Linked DNA regions of Homo sapiens: region 1 is linked to region 2. A link is a contact called in ENCODE Hi-C or POLR2A ChIA-PET data. All regions are on one chromosome and are shown on one strand. The core of a region is the stretch at or near the end of the contact, and the rest is flanking DNA. Distances in the headings are between cores, read along the strand shown. Region 1 has its middle 32 kb from the start of MIR1587. Region 2 holds the start of LINC01281 (long intergenic non-protein coding RNA 1281).

Region 1 (6,824 bases), core at 1,709-4,208, 540 kb before region 2:
TAATTCAGGGATGACTAAGCTGGTAGAGTCACTCTCGCAGGTTTTCTGGAGGGCAGGCTCTTGGAGGTTCTGCAATGGGAATGCACCTTCCCTGCAACTCCACGGCTCTTGGTGGAGACCAAGGCAGACTGTTCCACTCCAGTGGGCTGCGTGTTCTGACACAGGTGAGCAGGGGCTTCTGGAAGCACACGGGAGAGGCACCTACCCCAATAGGGCCTGCTGTGTCGGCTTGGGTTGACGCCTTTTCTAGAGGAGGTGACATCTGAGCAGGATGGTGAATGACGAGTAGGAGTTGACCAGAATAGGAGGGGGTGGTGAAGAGGCTGGAGCATGAGGGAAGTGGTGAGGGGAAGGGAGAGAAGGATGGACGGAGTGCTGGGACCACATTTGCCAGGCCTGTCAGGGAACTGGGATTGATGGTTTGATTGGTTTTCCCTTCCCTTTGTCCAGGACATCAGGAAATGCCTAGATTTTGGTGTGTGGCGGTGGGCGGGTACGGGGCTAAGAATATATACCAGGTGGCTGTGGAAAGAGAGAGGTGGGTGGGGGAAGGAGAAGAGGGAGAAGGAGGACAAAGAAGGGAAAAGAGGAGGGAGAGAGGAAGGGGGGAAGAGAAAGGAGGAGAAAGAGAAGAAGAAGGGGGAAGACGAAAAAGAGGAAGGCCGGGCGCGGTGGCTCATACCTGTAATCCCAGCACTTTGGAAGGCCGAGGCAGGTGGATCACCTGAGGTCAGGAGTTTGAGACCAGCCTGGCTGACACGGTGAAACCTCGTCTCTACTAAAAATATAGAAAATTAGCCAGGTGTAGTGGGGTGTGCCTGTAATCCCAGCTACTTGGGAGGCTGAGGTGGGAGAATCACTTGGACCCGGGAGGCAGAGGCTGCAGTGAGCCAAGATCGTGCCACAGCACTCCAGCCTGGGCAACAGAGTGAGATCCTGTCTCAAAAAAAAAAAAAAAAAAAAAAAAAAAGAACAGAAGGAGAAAGAGGGAAAGAGGAGGGGGAAAAGCAAGAGAAGAATGAGAAAGTGGAGTAGGAAGAGAGAGGTAAAAGAAGAGGCTTCTAGGACAAAGGACTTTTTCATAATGTGGCCTTGAGCCAGCCTGGGCACCTTGACTAATCTGAAAGCCTTTGCTTTGGGGACCTTCCCTTGCCTGTTTATGTCCTGTAATTGCTCATTTATTCATCCATTCCATCCACAGGTACTTACTGTTTGGCCTCTACTTCCTTATATGTTAACTTAAGGTTTTCTTTGCATGTTTTTTCACTTTAACAAATAGATATTGGGATACAGCGTAACAAATACAAGTGAATCTACTGGCCAATGGAACAGCGTATTTGAGATCTGTAGTCCAGTGTGTTCACTGCTGCATTTTCCTTCCCTCCCTCCTTCCATCAGCCCACCCACTCTCACTTAGCAAGTTTTGGCTTGAGAGCTTGCTCCGTGCCGGGAATAGGACGTGGCAGTTCATGTGCTCAGTATCAGCTAGGATTAGCTTTGGCTGAGAGTAACCAAAAAACCCCACATGACATTGGTATGTCCAAGATAGCATTCACTTTATCCCTCGTGTTCAGAAGGTCCAGATTTAGGCAGTGCCAGGAAGCGCTGGCATTGTACAGGGTTAGGGACACCGGCTCCTTGTTGTCTGCCAGGTATGGCTTCTAACATGGTTGAAAACCATGTCTCAGCTACGTGCAGTGGCTCATACCTGTAATCCCAGCAGTTTGGGAGGCCAAGGTGGGAGGATCCTTTGAGCCCAGGGGTTCAAGACCAGCCTGGGCAACATTAGCGAGAGACTCCATCTCTAAAAAAAAATAAGCCAGGTGCGATGGCACATGCCTGTGGTCCAAGCTACTAGGGAGGCTGAGGTAGGAGGATCTTTTGAGCCCAGGAGGTCGAGGATACAGTGAACCATGGTCACACCACTGCATTCCGGCCTGGATGACAGAGCAGGATCCTGTCTCAAACAACAACAAATAAAATACCATATCTAGACTTTCTTTGACAGTCCTCCCAACCAGGTGGAGCCTAATTCTCCTCTGAATATGGACCAGACATTTCCAATGAATTGAATGAACCAGAGGTGATGCTGTGAGGCCAGGTTGGAAAAGGTGATATGGCTTTCACCTCTCTCTCTCTCTCACTCCTTCTCCCCCTCGCCCTCTCTCCCTCTCTCCCTCTCTCCCTCCCTCCCACATGTCTTTGAAGCACTGAGCTGCCATTTAAGAATTTGGCTACCCTGAAGCTGCCATGTTGGAGAGAGATGCCCAAGGTATCCCAGATATTCTATTCTGCACAATCCACTCCCCACCCCTGCCAGTCTTCACAGCCCAGCTGCCAGACACGTGACTCTGCCCCGACACACATTTCTGCCCCTTCTGGAGCCTGCTAAGCCCACCACCCCACTTGGAGACAGCCTTCTTTTTTTTTTTTTTTTTTTTTTTTGAGACGGAGTTTCATTCTCGCTCTGTTGCCCAGGCTGGAGTGCAGTGGCACGATCTCAGCTCACTGCAAGCTCCGCCTCCCAGGTTCACACCATTCTCCTGCCTCAGCCTCCCGACTAGCTGGGACTACAGGCGCCCGCCACCATGCCCGGCTAATTTTTTGTATTTTTAGTAGGGACGGGGTATCACCATGTTAGCCAGGATAGTCTCGATCTCCTGACCTCGTGATCCGCCCACCTTGGCCTCCCAAAGTGCTGGGATTACAGGCATGAGCCACCGCGCCCCTTCGGAGATAGCCTTCTTGAGGGTAGAGGTCTCCCTAGAGCCTGCAATGGGGCCCTCTGGGGTCCTGAGGACACCGACATGCCTGCTGCCTGGGTTGGCAGCTGCTCACCATCTTTGCACTATCTTCTTACTGACAGCCCCCAGGTGACTCAGAACGTGTGGTTGACGTGGAGCCACTCAATTTCCTGCCTCGCCTCTCCTCTGGCCTCCTGGCTTGCAACCAAGTCTTCCTATCTGGGGGGTTGAGGGTGCTGTGGCTTCACACTGGCTTTCTCAGCTCCTCCCTCTCCTGCAGGGACTAGGTTGGCGGATCAAGGGAGGAGGAACAGTGGCCCTCATCCCTTCCAGTGCAGTGGGAATGGCACTAGATTGGAGATCTAGGCTGTCATCCAGGCTCTGCCACTAACTGGCTCCTGAGACTTGGTAAATCCCTTTACCCCTGGTCACAGTTTTCTTATCTACAAAGCCTTCATAGATTGAGGCTTTGTAATGCTCTAGTACAGTCATGTGTCACTTAATGAAGGGGATATGTTCTGAAAAATGTTTGGTTAGGGGATTTCGTCATTGTATGAACATCATAGCATATATTTCTACGAGCCTATGTGGTATAGCTTACTACACACTTAGGCTACATGGTATAGCCTGTTGTTCCTAGGCTACAAACCTGTACAGCATGTACTGTACTGAATACTGCAGGTAATTGTTATACAGTGGTATTTGTGTATCTAAACATCTCTACACATAGAAAAGTTACAGTAAAAATACAGTATTATAATATTACGGGACCACTGTCGTATATACAATATGTTGTTGACTGGTACGTCATTATGTGGTGCATACTTGTATTTATTGAGTGTCCACACTATCCTGGGGTTAGGCTCTTTGGAGGATCCCAAAGAAATTATATCATTTAGTGATTTTTCCATTGTGAACCCAACCCAATTCAATATTAGCAAAAGGGGAAATTGATTGGTTTATGTTACTGAATGGTCCAGAGGTAACCTACTTCAGGTATGGCTTCATCTAGGGCTTAAATGATGCCACCAGCACCCATTATCTGCTCTGTTTCCTCTGGATGGGTTTCATGGTTACACACAGTAGTGGTTCCCTGCCCCCACCCCCCAACCCCATCCAGATTCCTGGAACTTCCAGCCCCCATTCCTGCCACCTGCCCACCCAATTGTAGCTGCTCTACTCTAGAACTCACATGCTGTACAACCAAACCCAGCCCAGAAGAGAGACCCTGTGTTCCAGCATTCCCATCAAGAATCCTGATATTCACTCTGATTGGACCAATTTGGTCATGTGTATCTTCCCTTTTGAATTAAGCCAATCTGGTTGATCCCTAGAGCTGGATGTGCAGCCAACTCCAACTCCCTAAACTGCCTGGCTGGGAGAGGGAGGAAATAGATACTGGCCACTTGTGTGTGTGTGTGTGTGTGTGTGTGCGTGTGTGTGTGTTAGGATGGGGGTGGCTTATTCTTAAAGATCTTACTCAGAAAGGAGGCTGAGGCAGGAGGATCACTTGAGCCCAGGAGGTCAAGGCTGCCATGAGGTGTGAATGTGTCATTATACTCCAGCCTGGTCAACAGAGAAAGACACTGTCTCGAAAAAAAAAAAAAAAAGCGAATTTATGATTTACACTCAGGATGCAGAAAGCATGACTTGAACGATCCTTCCTTGTGAAATTTGACAAAGGGAAAACTCCATGTGAGTTCAGGGGACAGGGAGGGCTTCTTGCAGAGGCAAGACTTGGATGCTGAGGAGAATTTAGGCAGAAAGAAGCCTGGGGTTGGGGTAGACGAGGACCTTTTTATGTGTGATCTGCAACCCTGCAGCTTCTCCCAGTCCCAGCACTATATCGATTGCAGTTTGAATAGGTTGTAATTGTGGAAGCAAAAACTTCAACAAAGGAATTTTCAGGGTATGCAATTCAGAACATATGTTGAAGTCCTAACCCCTCAGTGCCCCAGAATGTGACAGTATTTGGAAATGGGGTCTTTAAAGCGGTAATTAAGTTAAAATGAGGTCATATGGGTAAGCCCTAATCCAATATGGCTGGTGTCTTTATAAGAAGAGGAAATTAGGACACAGACACATACAGAGGGAAGACTGTGAAGATATACAGCCAGAAGACAGCCATCTACAAGCCAAAGAGAGAGGCCTCAGAAGGAACCAACCCTGCTGGCACCTTGATCTCAGACTTCCAGCCTCCAGAACTGTGAGAAGATAAAATTCCATTGTTTAAGCCCCCCAGTGCATGATACTTTGTTACAGGCAAAGCCCTGGGAAGCTGGTTTTCAAAAGTGACCATGAACCCCACCTTTCTTTGCCCTTTCCTGGGAGGCTGACTCTGCTCCTCACACAGACCGGCTATGCTCCCAGCAGGATGCCATGGTGAGGGGGTCTCTCCTACCCCCACCCCCGGTTATCCCATAGCTGACACCTTAACTGCAGGGGCTTCACCAGCAAAGCCCTCTTAGATACTGAAAAGTCATCTTCATCCTGAAGTTCCTTTTGGTCACTTGCTTCTCACTGTCTCTAAGAATTAAACCCTTGCCATCTCCTCACAGTGTATACTTTGGCAGAAGATGAAGCCAGATTCAGTTATTTTTCTTGAAATAGGAGATGGAATTTTCCCCAATGTAAAAAGAATGGTGCCCGATTCTTGTGGGAGGTGGACGGGGCTGGCGCTGGCACTGCAGGTCTTCCTTTCCCTCAGAAATAGCCCCACAATGGCCTCATTTTCTAAAACTTGCAACTCAGCAAGTACTTCAGCCTTTAGCAAGAAGAATCCACTCTGCTCAAGTTGAAAAGTGAGAGATCCATTTGTCAATGTAGGCAAGCAAGCACTCAAGTAGTGGAAATTGAAGAGTTCCCCCAGTGCCCGTCCACCGGCCTTGGGGTTCAGGCATATCACCTCGATGGATTCATGGTCAGAGACAGAGATGTACACGTGGGCTTTAGCTTCTCCTACACCTGATGGGGACGTTGAATAAAAAAGTGGGATATGGGGGTGCGGAAGGTAGATGGTGTTGGCAAGTAGCAAGTTTGGAGGGGGAGGGGAGGAGCCCTGGGAAGCCAGGGACAGTTGAAGGGACTGGGGACAGGCAGGAAAAGGCCTGGAGGGAAGGGAAGCATTTTTCTCATTGGCCACGGACAAGGTGATCCGAAGACCCTGGATGTGAGCAGGTTTTTTTTTTTTTTGAGATGGAGTTTTGCTCTGTCGCCCAGGCTGGAGTGCAGTGGGCATGATCACGGCTCACTGCAACCTCCACCTCCCGGGTTCAAGCAATTCTCCTGCCTCAGCCTCCCGAGTAGCTGGGACTACAGACACGTGCAACCACATCCGGCTAGTTTTTGTATTTTTAGTAGAGACGGTTTCACCACGTTGGCCAGGCTGGTCTCGAACTCCTGACCTCAGGTGATCCACCTGCCTTGGTCTCCTAAAGTGCTGGGATTACAGGCGAGAGCCACCGCGCCTGGCCAGCAGGTCTTATTATTGACTTGACCCTCATATAACAAGCCCTGCCGCCCTCCCCACAAGATCTCAGAGCAGACTTCAAGCCGACATATCTTGCCTTAAAATAACAGAGGAGGCCCAGGCTGTCTTTTGCCCTCATCCTGGGAGAAGGACCTGTAAGAACTAATTTTTTAACAGAGTGATAAAAGGTAAACAAATCAGCCTGTTTGGGGGGTGGGGGTGGGGGAGGAAAAGGGCAGTGAGAGCTTATGGGTAGTGGGGTGATTGTGAGTTGCTCTCTTTACAATGGGAACCGGAAAGATAATCTTTCTGGAGCATTGAGGGCTCCAGTTAGAATCTTCCTTCCCTGACAAGGGGTTTCCTTCCATTGTTGTGTGGTCTTGAGGCCCCCTTCCTTAGCTCTTGGGGGCAGGCAGTAACAGTGGAGGATATGTACCAAGGGTTGAAGAGTTGGAGGGGCTGAGCTGGAGATCTGGAGGAGGAGCCCTGGGCTTCACAGCCATCACGGGGGCCGGGGAAGCTGCAGGGCCTCTGAGAGGCATCTTTGAGATTTGGGGGCTCCTACCCTTCCTAACCCCTGCCCACTCTCACTCCCCAGCGTCTCTGCACAT
Region 2 (7,129 bases), core at 997-3,496:
ACTGCTACTCTTGCCACCACTATAGCCGATTCTTCACAGCAGCCAAAATGGAACATCCCGCAGGCTGTTGCTTCAGCGGTGCACCATTATAATAGTACTGGAATTTGAGCACACTGCCTTGCTCTGCAATGCCCTATGTGATCTACGCCTGTGTACTTCCTTGTGCTCACCAAGACTGAGGCACACCTTGCTCCTATCTGTTCTTCAGACACTGGTCCACCCTCCCCAGTGCCTTTCTGTTCTCTTCCCCTATCTTCACACCTCTCCCTTCTACTCAGTCTTTAAAGATCATGTCGCCTTTGCTTTCTCAGATAGCCTTTCTCTGACCACCTTTTTAAAAGCAGACCCTTACCCCCACCCAAGTTATACATTAGCAAAAAACAGTGATTATTTCCTTCATAGCCTGTATCACTTTCTGCAATTACCTTGTCTATTCATTTTGTTTACATATTTCTCTGTCTCTCTTTATGCAAATGTAAACTCTATGAGAGCAGGGACCTTGCCTGTCTTGTTTAATGCTATTTCCCCAATGCTTGGCACAGAGCTGAAGATAATAGAAGAGACATATTGACTGTTTGTTGACTACTAAGCGAGTGACTCTCTCTTTAACAAGGGCTCAAAACTGTCCTTCAGGTGCTATTGGTAGCTGTTTCAGGTAGAAATAGGTTTTATTGCATATAACAGTGGCTTAGTCAAATTGTGATTTGCTTCTATTTTTCACAGACCGCGAAATTCAGGGGTAGTCAGTCAGTCTAGGACTGTACCATGGTTCTACAATGCCACCAAGACAGGGGGATTCTTCATGCTTTCATTTGGCTGTCCTGAATGGGTGGCTTTCAACTTTATGCTTGTTGTTTCACGGTCACAAGATGGCTCTCTGCCCTCTTTATAATGTTTTGTACAAGGTAGGAAAAAGAAGGTCAAAGATCAAAAAATATCAATTGGCTGAGTCTCCCTTTTTAAGGAGCTGTCATGGGCTGGGCTGCCCAGAATTCAGACTCTTAGATGGACATTAGCATGTGGGAGATTTATCACGGAGACCTTTTCGGATCAACAAGAGAGATCTGGGTCGTGCACAAAAGATTCTACCATGCAAGCTTTCTTGAAAGCCCATATACTAACTTCTACTTATATTTCAGTGGCCAGAGCTGTAGCATGTAGCTACCTTTAGCTGAAGGTAGCTGCAAAATATAGACTTCTAGTTGGGCCACCATGAACAAAATGAAGGTTCCATTAATAAGAAAGAAGGGGAAAATATTTAGGGTATTTAAGCAGGTGACCAGTGGCCTCTGCCATGGTGCCCCTTCTCTACTCTCTTATCTCTCTTCTCTCTCTTCTCCTACTGTTTTAGCATTAAAAATGAACAAACAAGCAAACAAACCAAACACATAAACAAAGCAAACAAACATGAATAAATCTCCTTCTTCCTTCATTAGCTAATAAACAAAAACTTATTAAAAGTCTCACAAAAACTGTGTAAAAACTTATGTGTATAGACCTTGCAAGGAAGATGGTTGCCACTATGCTAAAGATATTTTGATCTTCACTGGGGCCGACTGAGCCAAGATGAAGAGATGTAGATTCATCCCCAGGAAATACAATATAATGTGGAAACAAACTAATATATGACAACCTGATATAAGACAATACCCTAAGTGGGAGGGGAGGAATGTTCTAAAGGCAAAGGAAACTGAAAAGAGGAGCACCCTGGTCTATGTCAAAGAGACAGGGAAGGCTCCAGAAATGCAGAGATACTGAAGACATCATCATAAGGAAAGAGGAGCATATATTTTGCAGGGGCCAGAGGGGCAGGGAGCTGGATGACAGGCAATATACAACCCAAGCTGGAGGAACTGAGCACTGGGAAGCCAGAATCTAAGCATGGTGGAGACAGAGTGTGGGACAAGCTCAGGCACCTGCAGCAAAAATAGTGCTGGCCAAGGAGCCATAGTCCTTTCCCTGGCTTTTCACTCCTCCCGCCTAGGTCCAGAGATGCTCCTCTGGGCAGATCTCCAAGCTAGGGAAAGTGTGGCCTCTTGACAATATTGCTGGAGAAGGAGGGAGGAATGAGGTTTGTAGCCCGTGGCAGGTGGGTAATGCCTATGAGTGAATTAAATTCACACAAGCAGCCCTTTCACAATCGTCTAGACAGGAAATAGAGAAGGGAGCTCAGTGGAAAACATCAGTTGTGCCCACGCACCCAACTGTTCCAGTAACATAAAAGCAACAGCAGTTGGAGATACTTAAGGCAGCCATGGTATTGACAGAAAAAGACTCTGGATTTGGATTGCAGCTGTAGCATTTATTAAATGCACGTCACAACCTCTCTGAGCTTCGTTTTCCCCACGTTTCAAATGGGATGCAGTGGACCCTGTTGCCTACCCGGTAACTTTTTACCTTCTTTATCCTTTTTTACAAAACCTCAATGTCATTCAGGAATCCTCCTTGTTCAGTGAGGCCACATGCTTCAAAGGAAGCAGGCTGTAGTCTTGGCCTCACGAGCCAGAGAACTGGAGTCTATGCCCTAATTCTCAAATTTACAAGAAATGATTCGCCTAAGTTAAGTATGATGGTCCCACTCCCTTTGGTAGTGATTGGTTACTCATGGGTGTGTAATTTAATTCTGGCCAGTGCTCTGGGAGGGGAAGGCTTTGGAAGCCTTCTGGGAAAGATTTGGATGATAAAGAGAGATGTATTGAGATAAAAACTCTACTTTTTCTATTACACCTTATAATATCTGCAAATGAATTCCAGAACTCCAGCAGCCGTCTTGCGACCATGAGGCGATTTTGCCAAGGACAAAATAATATACCAAGAATGCAGAGGGAAAGATAGAAAGAGCATAAGACCTAGATGACTGAGGTGAATCACTGAATTAACCAATCCTAGAGCATCCACATTTTAGACCTCCTTATTACATGAGGGAGTAAATCCTTTGTTTGAATCAGTTGCACTGAGATTTTTTGTTATTTGCAGTTAAAGGTTATCCAACTGATACAAAAGTTATCTGCTGCAGTAAGGACTAAACACAGTGGCATGTGAAAGTGTCAGTCCAAAGCCAGTACACTAGGTCCATAATATATATTTATTCATTTATTTGAATTCTATTTCATTATAATATCTCTCAAAATCCCAACTACTTATGTAATTTTTTTATTTGAAAATTTTTCTATCTTTGGCTGTCTGGGAGTCACTAGCAATCTGGGCCATTGTCTGGCCTATTAACTATTTGACCTGCTTCCCAACCACTTCTAACTATTGGCCCAGGAGTGGTCCCCAGAGTATGTCTCCTAGCAAGAACCCACAGCATGGGGCTCAGGGCATAAAGACAGGGCCTTTGATTTTTAGCCTAAGGATAATTTCTCCTAGAAAGAATCAGGACATCTTAAAAAGCAGTGTACATTTTTAGAAAATATGATTTAGAAAAATCAGAATTAACTTTGTTTTGAAATTAGTCTCACAACCAAGTTAGGTAACTCCAAATGGAGCTCTGAATTTACAATTTCAGGATTCTTGTATTGCATGTCCAATTTGGGAATTAGTGCATAGACTCCAGATGAAACAATTTGACAGCACAAAACCAATGTACAGTATAAATATTCTTATTTCCTAACTACTTGTCAGCTATTTCCAGTGAGTAAATATTTACACGTTTTCCTCTCCCCCTGTGGAAAGCAGTACTCACATATATGAACATAAATATTTTGGTGTATGTAAATATTTACTCACATGAGCAATATATTTCTTTTTCTAGTCTCTGTTGTAAGTTTTTTAATAACAGAACAATTCCTGCTTACAAATAAGTTCTGATCTTGCAACTCTCCTAAAATATTCTGCAAATGAGAGGCATTTTATGGTAGTGGTTAATTGCTGATTAGTTAGAGCAGCTGGGGATAAATTTGAACTCAGCACCCTACTAGCTGTGTGACCTTGGGTAAGTTCCTTAGTCTTTCTGTGCCCTGAGTTTCCTCATCTGTAAGATGAGAGTAATAATAGTATCTAACTTATAGGATTTTTCAGAATATTAAATAATTTAGTGCATATAAGGTGCTTCACAACACTTGGCATATTGTAAACCTTTAATAATTAAATATTAAAATGAATATTTTATCATTGTCAGTTACAGAAAATGTCATTTTTTTCTATTTAGTATTATATTATGAATATAAATATATTTATAAATAATATCTTAATTTTATGTCTCTTTTTTATCATTCAAAGAATTTTCAAATGCTAACAATAGATTCCATGTGAGTAAATTACCCTAGACTGGCTTTTGATTATTTCTCACAATCCACTGGGTTAGTGGCCATCATTTTTTAAGCACTTACTGTTTGCCAGGCATTGTGTTATGTGCTTTCAAAGGCAACATTTAATTTAATCATCACAGCAACATATGAGGGTTTTCAAACTAAAAAATAGGGCCTCAGTGAGGATAATTAACTCATTTTACATTAAACAACTGGAAAGTGATAGAGTTGAGACTCAAACCCGGGTCTTCTTGATGTGAAAGTCCTTGCTCCAAACCATTATGCGATCTTGTTTCCATCATTTACATAGAGATGTCCCTTGCAGGAAGGGTTCGGTGTTTTAAAATTTTCTTTTGTCAGGAAAGTAGAGTAAATTTTAATTTATGTTCTGGCCTCTGGGAAAATATACATCATTGACAAATCAACATTGCCTCACTCAGAGCCTTATCAACACCATGTTATAAAATGTGGTTGACTGTATGGTGTTGAGACTCACCCCACAGTACCCCATCTTTTGAGTTTTAGCTTGGATTCTTTTCACAGACTCTAGACAAGATACAGAATCTCCCTGCCCCCGATGCTGATCTTGTATTCATGCTGCCCAGCTCCTCCAGATGGTATGTTGAATCGAAATGTTGGATTTCAGCCATGTGGTCCCTGTTCTCAGGAAGCTCCCAGAGACATCCTCTGATTAGGTATCCTTGGCACATGAGGAAATAATGTCTCCCAATTATTGGAATCTTCTCTTGCTCTTGACCACCAGGCCTGTCAGCAATCATTGGACCAAAGCCAATGGTATTTTCCAGTGTCCCATGCCCTTGCAGCACTTTTTCCATACAGCTATAACCCAGATGTCAGGAAACTTACTCTCACTGCCTCCACAGCCACCTGCATCCATAAAGCTGCTGACCACACAGCAGACTATGGTGTCCAGTTACTGACAGGATTCATGTGGCCAGAGCCTACTTGGCCACCTGAATTGCCTTGGAAAGATGACCTACACCTCCCTTTCACCTTCCAAATCTCTCAGAATTATATCAAATGGGCAGAACTCTAGTTCTAAAGTAATGTTCAAAATATGGTTTATTTTGTTTTACATTTTTAATTGACACATAATAATTGTACAAATTTATGCGGTATTGTGTGATGTTTTGATAAATGTATGCATCTTGTAATGAGCAAATCAGAACAATTAGCATATCCATTACCTCAAACATTTATCATTTCTTTGTGGTGGAAACATATAAAACTGCTCTTCTACCTATTTTGAGATATACAATACCTTATTGTTGACTATAGTCACCCTACTGTATAATAGGACACTAGCACTTGTTCTTTCTTTCTAGATGCATCTTTTTACCCATTGATCAGCCTCTTCTTATCCCCTCTTCCCCCATACTCTTCAATCTCCGGTAACCACTGTTCTATTCACTGTTTCTACGAGATCAAAAAATTTTAAGATTGTTCGTATAAGTGAGATCATGTATTGTTTTTCTGTGCCTGGTTTATTTCACTTAACATATGGCTTCCAGGTTCATCCATTCACATTGTCGAAAATGACAATTTTATTCTTTTTTTATGACTGAATAGTATTCCATTGTGAATATATACCACATTTCCTTTATCCATTCATCTGTTGTTGGACACTTGGGCTGATTCCATATATGGCTATTGTGAATAGCACTGCAATGAACATGGAAATGCAGACATCTCTTTGATATACTGATTTCATTTCCTTTGGATATATACCCAGCAGTGGGATTGCTGGATCATATGGCAATTATAGTTTTAATTTTTTGAGGAACCTCCATACTGTTTTCCATAATACTGTACTAATTTACATTTCCACCAACAGTGTGTAAGGATTCGCTTTTCTCCCAATATGTAGTTTTTAGCTTTCCAATATACCCAAATAGAAAGTGGTTCAACTGGAGTTTGAGAAAAGTGAATCCAGTTATCCAGCACAATTCTCTCACACGGACCTGTTCTGAATTTCCTTTATGAATTTTTGGGTTGAAGGCACACCTTCTTATTCCCTTGGTCTCTCTTTCTCTTAGACACCACTTATATTCAAGTTCATGAACAAATTAAGAAACAGTGATTTATTATTTAAGAATCACTTTTGAGCACCTACTTGTCTGAGAAGACACTGTATTAGGCACAAACAACACAGAAAGGAATAAGATTTGGTTCCAGTTTTCAAAAAGTGCACAGCCCTTAAAGGTAGAGGGACAAGAAAGTAAATTATATGATACTGAGTGAGAAACGGTAGAAGAGATATGTGTGTAGGATTCTGTGGAAGTGCATCTAAAAAGTCAGATTCTTAACCATGCTAAGAGGGAAGTGTTAGAGAAAGTAGAGAGAGAAATAAGGAAAATGCATCTAAGAAGAGGCAGAGGCTGGCATGAAACTTGATAGACATTGAACCAGGTATCCAGCAGGTATCCAGTGCTGCCTAAAACCACTCCAGTACTTATCTTCAAACAACGTTTTATTTTGCTCGTGATTCTGCAATCTGGGCTGGGATCAGCTAGGTGACTCTTCTGCTAGCTTTGCTGGTAATCACTTTTATGATTGAATTCAGCAGGCAGTTTGGCTGATGGCTGAATTCAGCTGAGATTTTCTTTCTCTCCAAGTAGTCTTGGGCCTCTGTCCACATAGTTTTTTTCACGTGTTTTCTCTTACAGAGTCAGCTGGATTTCTTAGACAGTGAATCAGGCTCCCAAGAACAGAAAAACAAAAGCTGCCAAGTCTTCTTAAATATTAGGCCTGTAGCTATTCAAGTGTCACTTAAAGGTAATCGTAGGAGACCGGCCCAGATTCAAGGGGAGATTACAGAAGGGCATTAATGCCAGAAGTAAGTGCATTAATATGGTTCC

What was found. A loop is a pair of places that touch in the nucleus more often than their neighbours do. ChIA-PET counts read pairs that join two places held with the same protein, here RNA polymerase II (POLR2A). Pooled maps may share reads with other maps.
Region 1: a pooled map shows a loop between it and region 2 (4-fold over the local background). The contact joins the enhancer-like site here to the promoter of LINC01281 in region 2. A Hi-C loop is called at or near these places in 4 of 50 pooled maps. POLR2A ChIA-PET finds 5 or more read pairs at or near these places in 2 of 52 experiments (activated CD4-positive, alpha-beta T cell and activated T-cell).

The regions. Positions count from the first base shown.
Region 1 is chrX:39,866,510-39,873,333 of GRCh38, reverse strand. No RefSeq gene overlaps it. Among named protein-coding and RNA genes, the nearest start is that of MIR1587, 32 kb to the right of the region's middle. Within about 2 kb of position 2,958, at least 2 of the 41 ENCODE cell types and tissues checked have a DNase peak (open chromatin) inside an H3K27ac peak, as active enhancers do.
Region 2 is chrX:39,322,479-39,329,607 of GRCh38, reverse strand. LINC01281 (long intergenic non-protein coding RNA 1281) reads left to right here and starts at 2,246. Exons shown (of 4, transcript NR_038968.1): 1 at 2,246-2,385.